Linked DNA regions of Homo sapiens: regions 1 and 2 are each linked to region 3. A link is a loop called in an ENCODE intact Hi-C map of the cell type or tissue named here. Cell type or tissue: heart left ventricle. All regions are shown on one strand.

The links. A loop is a pair of places that touch in the nucleus more often than their neighbours do. Peaks named below come from ENCODE experiments on the same cell type or tissue, not always from the same donor. Only the 100,000 strongest peaks of a DNase experiment are listed, where the experiment ranks them.
Region 1: a loop joins it to region 3, with 2.4 times the contacts of the local background. A loop is called at or near these places in 9 of 110 quality-filtered maps.
Region 2: a loop joins it to region 3, with 2.1 times the contacts of the local background. A loop is called at or near these places in 7 of 110 quality-filtered maps.

Annotation. Positions count from the first base shown.
Region 1 is chr5:113,132,733-113,137,732 of GRCh38, forward strand. The region is part of intron 5 of MCC (MCC regulator of Wnt signaling pathway); the gene reads right to left. Among named protein-coding and RNA genes, the nearest start is that of DCP2, 160 kb to the left of the region's middle. In heart left ventricle, no CTCF peak of the experiment used is centred here; no DNase peak of the experiment used is centred here.
Region 2 is chr5:113,057,353-113,062,352 of GRCh38, forward strand. All of the region lies in intron 14 of MCC (MCC regulator of Wnt signaling pathway), which reads right to left. Among named protein-coding and RNA genes, the nearest start is that of DCP2, 83 kb to the left of the region's middle. In heart left ventricle, no CTCF peak of the experiment used is centred here; a DNase peak (open chromatin) is centred at 2,079.
Region 3 is chr5:113,292,639-113,297,638 of GRCh38, forward strand. All of the region lies in intron 3 of MCC (MCC regulator of Wnt signaling pathway), which reads right to left. LOC124901045 (a long non-coding RNA gene) reads left to right here and starts at 2,222. Exons shown (of 3, transcript XR_007058904.1): 1 at 2,222-2,298. RefSeq lists a silencer at 1,999-2,058. In heart left ventricle, no CTCF peak of the experiment used is centred here; a DNase peak (open chromatin) is centred at 2,353; H3K4me3 peaks cover 2,986 bases; H3K27ac peaks cover 2,361 bases.

The DNA.
Region 1 (5,000 bases), 160 kb before region 3:
CTAACTTTTACCACTGGATAATTACTGGAAGGTATCCTAGGGATTCCCATGTGTTTCAGACATAGTACTCAGTGTCCCAATTTCCTCTTGATAGTTACTCCAGCCAGTAGAGTAACTCCCTTCTTTGCTTGTTGGCTCAGTGGCATGGGGTGTCCCAAAGGGCTAAACAGGTGGCAGTCAATGGAATCATTTTTGTATTCTCTGATGGAGAACTCCCTAAGATTTCAAACTAGCAGAGCTCAAAGTTGCAAAAATAAGAATCTATAACTTTCTTTTTTTTTTGTTTTTACTGATACCGGATAGATACGTATTTTCAGGGTACCTGTGACATTTTCATACATTTATAATGTGTAATAATCAAGTCAGGATAACTGGGATATCCATCACCTTCAACATGTATCTTTTCTTTATGCTGGGAACATTCAAATTATTCTCTAGTAGCTACTTTGAATTATAAAATATTATAGTCACTCTATTGAATTATCAAACACTAGGTCTTACTTCTTCTATCTACCTATATTTTTGTACCCATTATTCAACCTCTCTTCATCCCCCTCTCCTCCCTACCCTTCCCAGCCTCTAATAACCACCAAAATACTCTCTATCTTCATGAGATCCACTTCCTTAGCTCCCACATGAGTAAGAACATGCGATATTTGTCTTTTTGTGCTTTCTGGCTTTTTTCATGTAACATAGCAACCTCCAGTTCCATTCATGTTGCTGTGACAGGATTTCATTCTTTTTTTTTTTATAGCTGATAATATTCTATTGTGTGTATCTTCATCTATTCATCTGTTGATAGGCACTGATATTGATTTCAAATTTTGGCCATTGTGAAGTGCTGCAATAAACAAGAGAATGCAGGTATCTCTTCAATATATTGATGTCTTTTCTTTTGGATATATACCCAGTAAGGGAATTACTGGATCATATGGTAGTTCTATTTTGAGTTTTTTGAGGAATTTTCATACTGTCTTACATAGCAGTTGTAGTAATTTACATTTCTGCCAAGAGTGTATGAGACTTCCTCTTTCTTACATATCCTTGCCAGCATCCATTATTCCCTATGCTTTGGTAGAAGCCATTTTAACTGGGGAGAGAGAATATCTCATTGTGATTTTGAATACTTTTTCATTTACCTGTTGGCCATTTGTACGTCTTCTTTTGAGCAATGTCTATTCAGATCTTTCGCTAATCTTTTGCTAAAAAAAATCAGATTTGTTTTTTGTGCTACTGAGTTCCTTATATTCCTTGCCAATGGACAGTGTGCAAATATTGTCTCCCATTCTGTAGTTTGTCTTTTCACTTTCATTATTTCCATTGCTGTGTGGAAGCTTTTTAGTTTGATGTAATCCCATTTGTATAGTTTTGCTATCATTGCCTATGCTTTTGAGGTCTTACTAAAAATTCTTTGCCCAGACTCAATGTCCTAGTGCATTTCCTTAATGTTTTCTCTGAGTAGTTTGATAGTTCAGGTCTTATGTCTAGGTTTTAATCTGCTCTGATTTTTGTATATGGCGAGAGATTGGTGTCTGGTTTCATTCTTCTGCATATGGATATCCACTTTTCCCAGCACCATTTATTGAAGAGACTGTTCTTTCCCCCATTGTATGTTCTTGGTACCTCTGTCAAAAATGAGATGACTGTAGATGAGTAGATTTATTTCTGGATTCTCTATTATGTTTCATTGCTCTATGTGTCTGCTTTTGTGCCAGTACTATGCTGTTTTGGTTGCCACAGCTTTGTAGCATAATTTGAACTCAAGTAGTGTGATCCCTCCAGCTTTGTTCTTTTTGCTCAGGATTGGCTTTGGCTATTTGGGCTTTTTTTTTTTTTTTTTTTTTTTGTAGTTCTATAAACATTGTAGGATTTTTTTTTTCTTCTATTTCTGTGAAGCATGACATTGGTATTTTGATAGGGATTACATTGACTCTATAGATCACTTTGGGTAGTATTAACATTTTAACCCATTTGTGCTGGAGCCTGAAATTTTTTTGTGTGTGAAAAATCAGACGTTGGTGATGACCTTGAGCAGTAGGATATAAATAACTCCCACAAGCTTAGCGTTCCAGTAATGGAACACTAGGCATAAATAGATTAACAATATTAATTCTTCCAATCCATAAGCATGGGGATCTTTCCACTTGTTTGCATCCTCTCCAGTTTCTTTAGAGAGAATTTTGTAATTTTCCTTGTAGAGAACTTTTACTTCTTTTTTTTTTTTTTTTAAACAGAGTCTCGCTCTGTCTCCCAGCCTGGAGTGCAGTGGCCCGATCTCAGCTCACTACAACCTCCGCCTCCCGGGTTCAAGCAATTCTCCTGCCTCAGCCTCCTGAGTAGCTGACTACAGGCGTCTGCCACCACACCTGGCTAATTTTTGTATTTTTAGTGGAGACGGGGTTTCACCATATTGCCCAGGCTGGTCTTGAACTCCTGACCTTATGATCCGCCCACCTCGGCCTCCCAAGTTGCTGGGATTACAGGCGTGAGCCACTGTGCCCAGTCGGTCTTTTACTTCTTTGGTTAAATTTATTCTTAGGGGCCGGGCACAGTGGCTCACACCTGTAATCCCAGCACTTTGGGAGGCCGAGGCGGGTGGATCACAAGGTCAGGAGATCGAGACCAGCCTGGCTAACGTGGTGAAACACCGTCTCTACTAAAAATACAAAAAAAAAAATTAGCCGGGTGTGGTGGTGGGAGCCTGTAGTCCCAGCTACTCGGGAGGCTGAGGCAGGAGAATGGCGTGAACCTGGGAGGTGGAGCTTGAAGTGAACCGAGATCGTGCCACTGCACTCCAGCCTGGGTGACAGAGTGAGACTCTGTCTCAAAAAAAAAAAAAAAAAAAATTATTCTTAGGTATTTTATAATTTTTGTAGCTATTGTAAATAGGATTGCTTTCTTGATTTTGTGTTCAGATTCTTCACTGTTGGCATATATAAATGCTATTAAAACCCACCTAGATACGTAACCTACCTACTAAATTATGAGTTTCACCAATACCAACTCATCCTATATAAAATGATAGGAGAGGCTGGACGTGGTGGCTCACACCTGTAATCCCAGCACTTTGGGAGGCCAAGGTGAGCAGATCACCTGAGGCCAGGAGTTCGAGAACATCCTGGCCAATATGGTGAAACCCCATCTCTACTAAAAACACAAAAAAGTAGGCGGGCATGGTGGTGCATACCTGTAATCCTAGCTACTCAGGAGGGGGAGGCACGAGAATCACTTGAACTCAGGAGGCAGAGGTTGCAGTGAGCCCAGATTGCGCCACTGCACTCCAGCCCAGGCAACAAAGCAACACTCTGTCTCAAAAATAAATAAATAAATAAAAATTAAGTAGGAGAAAGTAAGAGGAAAAAGGGACATGCATATATACATAAAAGCAAGAATATATGCATAGCGTAGCCATTGCTTCTGATTACAGGCTATAGCTGGTTACAGGCTACAGTTGATATTTACTCCTTCCTTCTCCTACTAGGAAATCCTTATTTTCTTTAGCTAGCATCTCAGCTGGTTAGAATTCTTTATTTAATGAAGTAATCAACAATCTCTACTCCTGAAGAAGTCTGCTTTTAGACCTAGTGATGTAAACAGAGATCTGAAATAAGAAAATATAAATAAAAATAGACCTACTGATGGTACAGCTCATGGGTGCAAGACATCTTCTGATAAGATTCATACATGCATTGATATTCCTATAGGTAGAATTACTTGGTTGAGGACTTTGAGTAATCGTAGCTCTCCTGGTTTAGGAGCTGCTGTAAGAATTATATAAGAATCAAAATTTATTTATTTATTTATTTTTTACCTGCTAGGAGTGCAAGCAAGGAATCAAAATTTAAACCTTTTTAGATCTAAAATTTAGATTTTTGTAGCTATTGTAAATGGAATTGACTTATTTGATTCTCTGATTGTTATTGGTGCATAGAGATGCTAAAATGATTTTAACGTGTTGATTTTGTATCCTGTAACTTTACTGAATGTATCAGTTCTAGAAGTTTTTTGTTGGAGTATTTAGGGGTTTCTATATATAAGATCATATCATCTGTGAACAGGATAATTCTGCGAACAAGGTGAATTTGACTTCTTCCTTTCCAATTTGGATGCCCTTTATTTCTTTCTTTCCTAATTGCTCTAGCCAGGACTTCCTGTTTTACGTTGGGTAACAGTGATGAAAGTGGGCATCCCTGTCTTATTCCAGTCTTTAGAGGAAAGGCCTTCAGTTTTTCCCCCTTCACTATGATATTAGCCATGGGTTTGTCATAGGTTGCCTTTATTTTGAGATATGTGTATTAGTCTGTTCTCACACTGCTATAAAGAACTTCCCTGAGACTGGGTAACTTATAAAGGAAAGAGGTTTAATTGATTCACAGTTCAGCATGGCTGGAGAGGCCTCAGAAAACTTATAATCATGGTGGAAGGGGAAGCAGGCACCTTCTCAAGGCAGCAGGATAGAGTGTAAGCATGTGCAGGAGGAACTGTCAACCACATAGAAAACCATCAGATCTTGTCAGAATTCGTTCTTATGCTATCATAAGAATAGAATGGAAGAAACCAGTCACCTCCCTCCCTCAATATGTGGGTATTACAATTCAAGATGAGATTTGGGTGGGACACAGAGCCAAACCATATCAATATGTTCCTTTTGTATCCATTTTAGGGTTTTTATCATAAAGGGATGGTTATCAAATGCTTTTCTGTCATCTACTGAAATCATCATGTTTTTTCCTTGATTCTGTTAATGTGGTATATTGTGTTTATTTATTTGCATATGTTGAATGGTATTTGCATCCCTATGGTGAATCCCACTCGATCATGGTGAATGACCTTTTTATTGTGCTGTTGCATTTGGTTTGCTAGTATTTTGTTGAGGATTTTTACCTCTATTTTCATTAGTGATATTAGCCTGAAACTGGTGCTTTTGTTGTTGTTGTTGTTATGCCCCTGTCTGCGTTTGGTATCAGGGTAACAGAAGCAACAACTTTTTAAGTGGATTT
Region 2 (5,000 bases), 240 kb before region 3:
GGCAGAGGCAGGGGTGCACCTTGGGAGCTACAGCAACAATTCCAGGGAGAGATGGTAGCAGCTTGGAGCAAGGTGGGAGCAGGGAAGGCAGGGAGAAAGATAAAAATGACTACTGATCATCAGCATTATGTTTTCTCAAGCTGTATTTTAAAAATGAGAGGGGAGAAGCAGCAACATCCTGCAGCTGGAACACCACGGGCTATTCCACAGTGAAATGAGGCAGCTCAAGGGAACTGCAAAGAGAGCAAAGCGCGCCCACAGCAGAGGGCACTGAGGACCCCGGCTGTGCATCAGAGGACGCATCCAAAGGACCCTCAGCATCTCAGCGAAGGCCTGTCTGCCTGCAACCTGCTCAGCGGCAGGCATGCCTCGTACAAAACCCCCAAGTAGAGCTCAGGAGCTCACCTTCACAAATCATCAACACTGATGTGGAGGGACAGACATCTAATGTTCCACAGGCGAACGCGCGACAAAATTAGAGCAAACTCAAGTACTGGCACTGTTTGCAAAGCATTCTACAGACAGGGCTGAGGGTGGAGATGTGCTCACAGCCTCGACATGTTTAGACAGCGTGGCGCTGGCAGACAGCAGCACTTCTCTTCCAGTTACTTGGGAGGTTTCAGGAATGAAATCCTTCCTTGTAAACCTGGGACACAGGGTGTGGGGTTTACTTACACCTCTAGTCTTTCCTTTCATTAAAAATTATTTTGAAAACTTTCAAACCTATAGAAAAACAAAGAATAACCAACAGCTGTGCGTCTACCACCCACAAGACACTGAGGTATATTTTCTTCAGACTACTTTTTGGGAAATATAAATTTATACTTGAAACACTTTTTGTTGACTTTCATTTAAAATAAAAATCACAAAATTCAAAGAGTGGTAAAAGCTAGCATTCTCTAATTACCCTGCAGGAACTGAAGTGATACTATTTTGGCAGATTTTCCATTTAGCAGGACTGGTCCACCCCAGCAGTTTTCCAAGAGGGGTCCCGGGCTGGCCGCATCAGCAGCACCTGGGGACTTGTTAGAAATGCACATTCCGGGGCCTGCTGTCAAGACCTCCACAGTCAGGAACTCTGGAGGTGGAGCCCAGCAATCTGTGTTTTAATATACCCTCTAGGTGACTCTGATGCACGCTTAGGTGTGAGAAGCACTGGTCTCCCCCTCAGGCTAAGTGGGCATTTGCTCAGGAGCCTGTGAGGTGACTGGATGCTCCTAGGTTTTCTAGGTAGAGGCCACAATGCTCCTGGCTGCCCTGGTGGGTGTCAGGGTCTACGAGCAGGTCTCTGATGTCAGTCAAACCTGGATAAATGTTCCTCCTCTGCCACTTCCTTGCTTTATGGCCCAGAGTAAATTACCCAATGTTTCTGGGCTGCAGGAAATAGGAATACTAAGGGTTCCTGCCTCACTAAGTTGTGGAAAGGATACGGCAGGCCCTGAAGCAGGCAGCTGGTGCTGCCACACAGCACCTGTCCTGTGGGAGTAAGAGAGAAGGTGGCCACTTTCCTGATGGCTTTGCCAACAGCCCCACAACACCTAACACCAGACTCAGAGATGCCCTGAGCTATTGGCCACCAGCAGGTCATCCAGAATCCCTCCATCCCAGGGAGAACGAAAGCTGCCAGTGGTTGAATGGACTTGAGAAATCACCTAGCCCTAACACGAACGCAGGCAGGCAGAGACTGACAGGCGCTGCCACCCTTAGGGCCCGGAGCCTCATCCATGGCAGGCAGGGAAGGCTTTTGTTTCACCCACCTTGCTATGAGTATAGTTTTCAAAGAGGAAGGAAATAAAAAAAAAAAATAACAAAAGATCTCAGTCCACAGATCTTACCCTGTTGGAAGCACAGAGCTTTAAAATGCTTTTAGTGGAGAAAGTTTAATTTCAAGATAAACCTCACAGCCCCTCCGGCTTCCCTTCTCCTGCTTCCAGGACAGCAGCGGGGAACAGATCAGGCGAGGTTAATTACAATTCTGCTTTGAGCTCTTAACGTTTCACTGCGGAATATGATTATGACAATGGTAGGGGAGGGGAAGCCACTGGCCTTTTCTCTGGCCTCACAGACAAAGGCGCTGGCGGTCTCCCAAGGGCCTGCTGCTGGCTGCTGGGCAAGGGTTAAGTCATCCATTAATTCTCCCAGCTTGGAATGCTGGATGATCTCAGTTGTCAAGGGGGAATCAATCACTTTCTGTGGCTGCATTATTCCTCCTCTCCAGAACAGGAGCCTGTCTGTGTTCTCTGAGAGCGACTGTGGGGGAAGGCTAATGACAAAAACCCTCGCCACACATGTGTGTCTTGCTCTGGCTTCTTGAGGAGCTAGTCTAGGATGTGTGGGTTTCTCCTTTCCGTGATGCTCTGCTGGAGCTCCCGTCACGCTGGCTTTCCTCTGCATCTGTTCATTGCCAGCAGCTCTTCCAGCACAAAGCATACACAGCAGGCCTGTAGCCTGGTGGGAATGCGGGGCTGGCTGGTTCGGGACGGTTCGGGCCGACCCACTCTCCACCTACCCTGTCCACTATAGGAGAAGCTGTTCAAACCAGCTATCGACGTCAAATATCCTCTCTTCTATCCCTCTCCACCATGCCCCACCTCTGTCCTCAAGACAGTCCCCCAGCCTGCTCATTAGAAGAAAAATTCATTTTTCATAGCCTCCTCAGCTTGCCTTGGTGGAAGGCTAGAAGGACATTTCATTTCTTTTGCCTTGAAAATCCGTGATGACATTTTCCTGAAGTTTTCATCAACATCTTACCTGGCCCTAGCTGAGATCTCATTTCCATCAAGGAGCAGCTCTTTTTGTTTGTTTGTTTGTTTGTTTGTTTGAGACAGAGTCTCACTCTGTTGCCCACACTGGAGTGCAATAGCATGATTTGGCTCACCACAGCCTCCGCCTCCTGGGTTCAAGCAATTCTCCTGCCTCAGCCTCCTGAGTAGCTGGGACTACAGGCATGTACCACCATGCCTGGCTAAATTTTGTATTTTTAATAGCAACAGGATTTCACTATGTTGTCCAGGGTGGTCTCAAACTCCTGACCTCATGATCTGCCCGCCTCAGCCTCCCAAAGTGCTGGGATTACAGGTGTGAGTCACTGCGCCCGGCCTAGCAGCTCATTTTTAGAAGGAAAGTGCCCTGGGGGTGGGCATCTGTTTTGCTGAGCATTTGAAATTTATCTGAATGAGTGGGGTCAGTCCAATGTCCTTTCCAGTGAGAGTCCTAGAATGGAGAACTTTACCATCCTATGCATTTTGCAATGCTGGCATTTTAATTGCTTAGTTTTACAACAAACATACAGTTCTTTTGAAATCAAGAAGTTAGATCTCACTAGAAAAAAAACCATAAAAAGCATTCCATGTCTATACCTTGTTCTCATAGAACCTAAAAGGTAAGTGATGAGGACATTTGAGCAGGAGGACTGATCATAATGCTGTCATGTCAAGGATGTGTCGGGGCTGGTCTCTAGAGCTCACTAACACCAGTAAGCGTTTGTCTCAAGGACTTTGGATAGACTCTCCTGACACACAGATGGAAAAGCACCTCTCCTCAGTAAAGATGACTGTTTCAGCCAGATCTAGTCTGACTCTCATTCCCTGAAGCTTACTGATGCCTGTTCTAACTAGGTGGCTGTTTCAAAAAATTCACCCTTTCAATGGACATGATTTCACTCTCCTCAACCATTTTTTCTGCCCCAATGAAACTTTACCTTAATCCAGACTAGTTCAAAGAGTGAGAGCTAGGCATCTCTTGAGCTCTGCTGCTGTCCAGTCCAACTTGGGGATTACACCCCAGAGTGAGTGGCCACACAGGCAGCACCCTGGCTACCTGGAGGTACCTAGAGGCTCACGGCAAGGCTGCAACCACCATTCTCACAGCTCTCCAGGGTCCCCACCTGGTGCTGAGACAAGGGACTCAATTTCAGTCTCTGAGAGTACAGACTTGCTGTGGCCGATCCTGTCTTGGCCACAGTTCCTTTGTGGATTGAGATCGATGACTACGCTGCACAGAAGGAGCTGAACTGTGAGGCCTGCCACAGAGGGTGGGCTTGACCAAGGATTCCTATTTCCACTTCCTAACATTTTAGTCCTTGTGCCTCTTTGTCATGATATGTTGATAAAGCCATCCAGGCAATCAACCTAGTCACTCTGTCCATAAGACTATTATACTTTCTGATGAGGCCATGGCTATATTTTTCAAAAATGAAGTGGCACCGACCCTGGGCACCTGCCAACAGTCAACTGAGGGTTGGCTATCACTTTTATTCTCCTTGCTGGTTAACTACCCCTCTGCTGCTCCTCTCTAAAACCATTAACCCTCCTGTCGTTAGGAGCTGCCTATGGGCTGCCAGAAATGCCGCTGGAGGCACAATACTCAGCGTTTCTTTCCTGAACCCTTGAGGGGCAGTTGATGGACACTCTGATTAGACCTCTTGAAGCTGGGTGGTTACAGCGGGGGGAAAGGAGATTTGCTGGGCCACATAAAGCTCCAACTCAGAAAGATCCTTTTCTTTATTTTCATAAACTTGACAAGGGGGAATGTCTGAGCCAGAATGGCAAGATTTACAAACAAAATTACTATAATTATCATAATTATGAAAGGGGTCTGGTGCTTTGGGACTTTATTCTAAACCCACGTTTAACATAAAGCAGTCTAATTGCATCAGGTTCTAAGAATGTGGAGTGACAAATGAATGCCTCGTGTGTGGTTCTTCCATCCTCGGAGCTGCTCTGATTTGGGCGGGAGGGTAAAAGTGATTTTTTAAGGAGAATTGGGTGACATTGGAGCTAAAGACCTCTGTACTTTGATGGGAAGATCCATTTGAGACTGAAATTAATTTAAGAACCATTCTTTGGTGAGGTTATCCTTGGAAACAATGACTCTGTGTTTTGAATTTATCTCAATCTGCAGAAAAACAGGATCCCAAATTAAATTTCTCTAAGAAAACAGTCTCAAAATCAAGGCTAACCTGTAAGTTCAAGTACTTCTAACAAATATTCAAAAGCTAA
Region 3 (5,000 bases):
CTCAAGGACGTGCCAATAGGACTAAAGTCAATTCACATCTCTTCCTTCACTCAGGGTTCTAGCCCCCCCTTCTCCTAAGTCTGCGATTCATTTAAACAAAGGTTACTGGACAGCACTCTGCTGCATAGAAACATCGTGAAGGGCCTGGCAAAGAGTCTCTGCAAAAGAAATGCCTTCAGTTTTGGGGTTTTCAATGACCTTAGAAGATCACCAAAGGCTTCTCCTGAAACAGGGTTAGTGATGGAGCAGGGCCCTGGGTTCTAGTTCAGATTTGAGACCGTTAATTATAAAATTGGCAAAAGTCACTTAAATCCTCATGCCTCCTCCCTCACCTCCCATTTTTAAGTTCTCACTCTCAGCATTTCTTGAGTCTTCTACATCACAGGGGCAACAGCCGTTAAGGATTAGCAAATGCTCTACTTCATTCAGCCAGCACCTCAAAATGCTATTTCAAACCGGAGCAGGAACAGCACAGCAGCAGCATGACACTTAAGAGCACCAGGCAGGGCCCAATAGCATTCACCAGCCCGACGGCAGACCTCCTAGGTTTCCCCCAACCCCATTTAATCCCCCCTCTTTCCCATCACCAGGTGTTCCCTCACACACACACACCCCCGCAGGGGCTCCATCCCTGCATTTTTCCCTTCACCATTGGTAGTCTGACATCACCATTATCTGCCTTCCGGCTGCTTTTACACTGTTTTCCTTTTCTTCCTCTTTCCTCTCTTCAGCCATACTCAAGAAACACGGACTACTTATGCTACTTTTGCCCCCATAAATGGCTCAGTGATGGAACCAAGAGGGAAACCCACAGACACCAAGCCTCTAGCTGTAGACACTAAGCACACAGACTTCCTCTTCTTTTCAGCACCCAGTTCTACGGGCTTCTCATCACTTTTCAGGTATTCAAAGCTTTGAGGGATGTGCCCGAAGCATCCCTAAAATCATGAAAAAAGATGGCTTTGGGCATCTTACCGCTCACACATTTGCATAGTGTTTGATGTAGCTTTAATTTCAAAGCTGGTCTCAAACACTCAAGTGGATAGGTTACAGTGGGAGCCCAGGAATTGCAAATGCGCTTGCCTCAAAGACTCAGGAGTCCAGATCCGGGCAGGAAATAAAGTTCTAAAGCGGCTTTGAAGTGCTTTCTCCCCAGACCCCTCCCCAGCGCGGGTCATTCATCTCAGCCTAGGGAAGAGACCACCTTGCCTGAACGTAGCCAAACGCATCGCACGTGGGAGCCAAGTGGGAGATGAAATAATCCAATGCGTCCCCCTCACCACCACCACCCCCACCAAATTAGTTACCGTCGGCTTAAACTCATCGGGAATGTCCGTGTATTTTACCGATCAGGGAAATAAAAGGGTGTATATAAATTAGTGGAAGCGGGTGGGAAGGAACAAGGGATGCAGACTGTCGTGAGTAAAACGCCTCGCGGCTTGGTGAGAGGTTGTTTCTTTTTTAAGCCACTCATTTCAGACTGAAATATCAAGCCAGTTCAGGTCATTTCCTGAGTAGCACTACAAGTTAAAACAAGATCCAGAAAATCTACTAATCTTCAATTGCGCTGCCTCCAGACTGGGAGCACAGGGGGATAGGGTGTAGGGCTGTGGGGAGGTCGAGGGGAGGGGGATTTGTGGAAAAGCAAACGCCCGAGAAACCCTAGCTCCCGACCTCAGCTGTTTCTTACCTCACTCAGCTCGGCCGAGGAGTCGTTTCCATATTTCATGGCAACTCCGGAATTCATGATGCACTTTTCAGAGCTGGGCTCTCAGTCCCCCAGGTCTCGGAGCTTAAGAGTTGGACTTCACAGGCTCAATATCCACTGCTTGGTCCCTTCTGCCACATTTTAGTCTAGACAGCCATTTTCACCCAGGACAGTTGCGAAGCGCAAACGGAGGATGCAGGCACTCTTAAAAAGAGCAGCCGTGGCTCGCGTTTCACGGACGAGCCATTGCTGCAGGAGGCTCGGTGGCGCGGCGCGCTCGCAGCTGCGGCAGCGGCGGAGCCCGCGCGGGGACCCTCCCGCGCGCACCCAGCGCCCCGTTCCGGGGCAGTGCCACCCTGGGCGCCGCCTCGCCACTCCTACGGTGCCTCGCCGCCCCCCATTACCAGGATGGAGGGCACTTCCCAGCACGAGCCGACACCCTAGAGGGCACCGGCGAGCTCCCGAAAAAACTAGGGCGGTGGGGCGAGGAAGATCCGCGCCTCGGATTCCAGAGAAGGAAAGAAAGCTAGAGGGAGCCGGAGCGGAGCTGCACTTCACGCCGAAGTTTCCCCTTCGAATCGTCTGGAGTTGTAAGTGGTTTCTGATTGAACACAGCTGTCTAGCTGCTGGCCACGGGGTGCGCGGAGGAGGCGGGGCTAGAGGGAGAAAAGGGTGGGGGCGAGTAGCCTGGAGGCCGAGCAGAGGAGACCGTGCTGGGAGAGCAGAGCAGGCATCCTTCCAGTTCTCTGCAATAGTAATTAAGGACCCGAGTCCAGGAGGGGGAGTAGAAACAGGAAAAGCCACCTGAATAATCGTGCAGGAAATTAAAAAAAAAAAAAGAAAAGAAAAAGAAAAAAAACTTCCCTCATAGGAGCCGCTTTCCATGATTTAATAAGGTCAAGACAAACCTAAACACTGTACATCAGACAGCACGGTGCACTTCTCACGGAACATTAAGATTTTACAAGGGTGCAGGGCAGTCATTTTCCCTAATCAGTCTAAAGTCAACGCTACGGGTGTAAATTCAATGTCAAACTCCCTCTGTCTGTCACTGGGGCAGAGTACATTTTCTGCATGTCCATAATGAAGATAGAGGCCCCATCCCTTGAAAGATGTCGATAGGCTCCCCAACCCCCATCCCTTGAAAGATGTCAGATAGGCTCCTCAACCCCCATCCCTTGAAAGATGTCAGATAGGCTCCCCAACCCCCAGACCTTCCTTAATTGAGCGGAGGTAGAGTTGTATTTATGGAGTGTGGAGTATGATTCAGAAAAGATTCAAGGGGCTGTTATACCCAGTACACCCCTGGGATCTGAGCTCCCCTTCAACTTTGAGTTCCCGAGGTAAAACATCCTGTGTCTATTGGGAGAGAGATGAGATGGGGGAAGAGGGGAACTAGGATTTTTCTCTCCACAAACTTAAAGTTCCAATGAATTTGAGATGCACAGAAAAATGTTCTGATGCTTCAAAACAGTAGGTCTGCGAGATTGCTTAAGAGACCTCATCAGTCTCTTTCTACACAATGGGGACAAAATGTCTCCATCCCCAATAACAGAACTTGGCATATCCTGAAGCCTTCTGTGAAAAAGCCATTGTATTGTCAACTTCCATGGTCTTTTTAAAAAATCATGTTTATTTTGCTCTTTAAGAAGGGGCAGAGTGCAACTATTTGCATATAACGTTTTACCCATCCCCCTTCTTGTTGAGTTCATTCATTGCCTGATGGAGGTGCTGCTGGGATTAGGAAGAGTTTGCTGCTCTTTCTAGAGCACTGGGTCCCAAGTCCTTGGGCACTGCCAAACTAGAGCACATTCTGCATGGGGAGGAGATGGGAAGCTACATTATTTAATTTATCTTTTCATTGAAATCTGTTGAAAACTGCATGTTTGAAGCTGGAAATGGTGGTATATACATAACTATGAAGAAGATTCAAGCACTGCCCCTGCCCTGAAGGTGTTTATAGACTTGTAAAACATGAACAGAAATGACAATTCTAGATAGAAAATGATACTTGCCATAAACACAGTACAAATGAGGAGCGACTGCAGTTCAGAGGAGGGAAATACGATTTTGGCTGGACAGGGTCTGGAGAGAAGATTCTGTGAAGGAATCTTAGAAGAGGCAGCATGTGAGTTGACCTGTGAAGAATGGCTGAGCCCAGCAGAGATGGGAAGTAAGGGGAAAGCGTTCCAGGCCACTGTGAGAGAAAGTATGGATGGAGACTGGAATGTGCAGAGCGGGCATGGGGATCACAGGCATTCCATTCTGGAGCATAAGCTGGGTGAGAAAGGGGGGTTGGTGTCAGACAGTGAACAGTTTTAAGTGCCATGTTAAAAAAATGGGCCTTCTCAATAGGCAATGGAGAGCCACTAAAGGTTTTTTAGCATAGAAATAATGGAGATCAGAGCTGTGCTTTTAGATATTCCAGTAGATTTAAATCACACTCATGAGTAACTAATATGAACTCAAATAGGCTAGTGTTGAATGTGATTCTGGTGTTTAAAGATACATATTTTTCATACGACTCTACCCCTAAAACCAAGCAGATGACTTCATCTGGTGTTCAACCAAAAGAAAAGTAATCTGTTCCAAAAGTAGAGGAAAAACTAGCAGTGTTGAACTTACTGAGAAGCAGTGTCTGTAGATTCTACTTTATAGACAATATAAGGCATTTTCAAGGGTAATGTTGATTGTATGAGATTTTCTTCATAAACAATGACTTGAATACTTCAATACTTATACTTCACATAAGATTCAACTCCACCACAATCTGGCAGCAGCAGATGTAGTAGGTTGAAAGTGGGAAATGAACATGCCGATTGTACTATCAAGACAGTTCAGCAAGAGGTTAAAAGGGCCTGAATTAAGAAGGGACGGCTGGCATGGTGGCTCATGCCTGTAATCCCAGCATTTGGGAGGCTGAGGCGGGCAGATCACTTGAGGTCAGGAATTCAAGGTCCAGCCTAGCCAACATGGTAAAACCCTGTCTCTACTAGGATCATGAGGTCAAGAGTTTGAGACCAGGCTGGCCAACATGGTGATACCCTGTCTCTAATAAAAATAGAAAAAATTAGCTGGGCGTGGTGGCAGGTGCCTGTAATCCCAGCTACTCGGGAGGCTGAGAAGGAGAATCGCTTGAACCTGGGAGATGGAGGTTGCAGTAAGCCGAGACCGCACCACCACACTCCAGCCTGGGCAACAGAGTGAGACACCATCTCAAAAAAAAATAATAATAATACTAAACTTAGCCAGGCATGGTGGTGTGCACCATGTAGTCCCAGCTGTAGTCCCA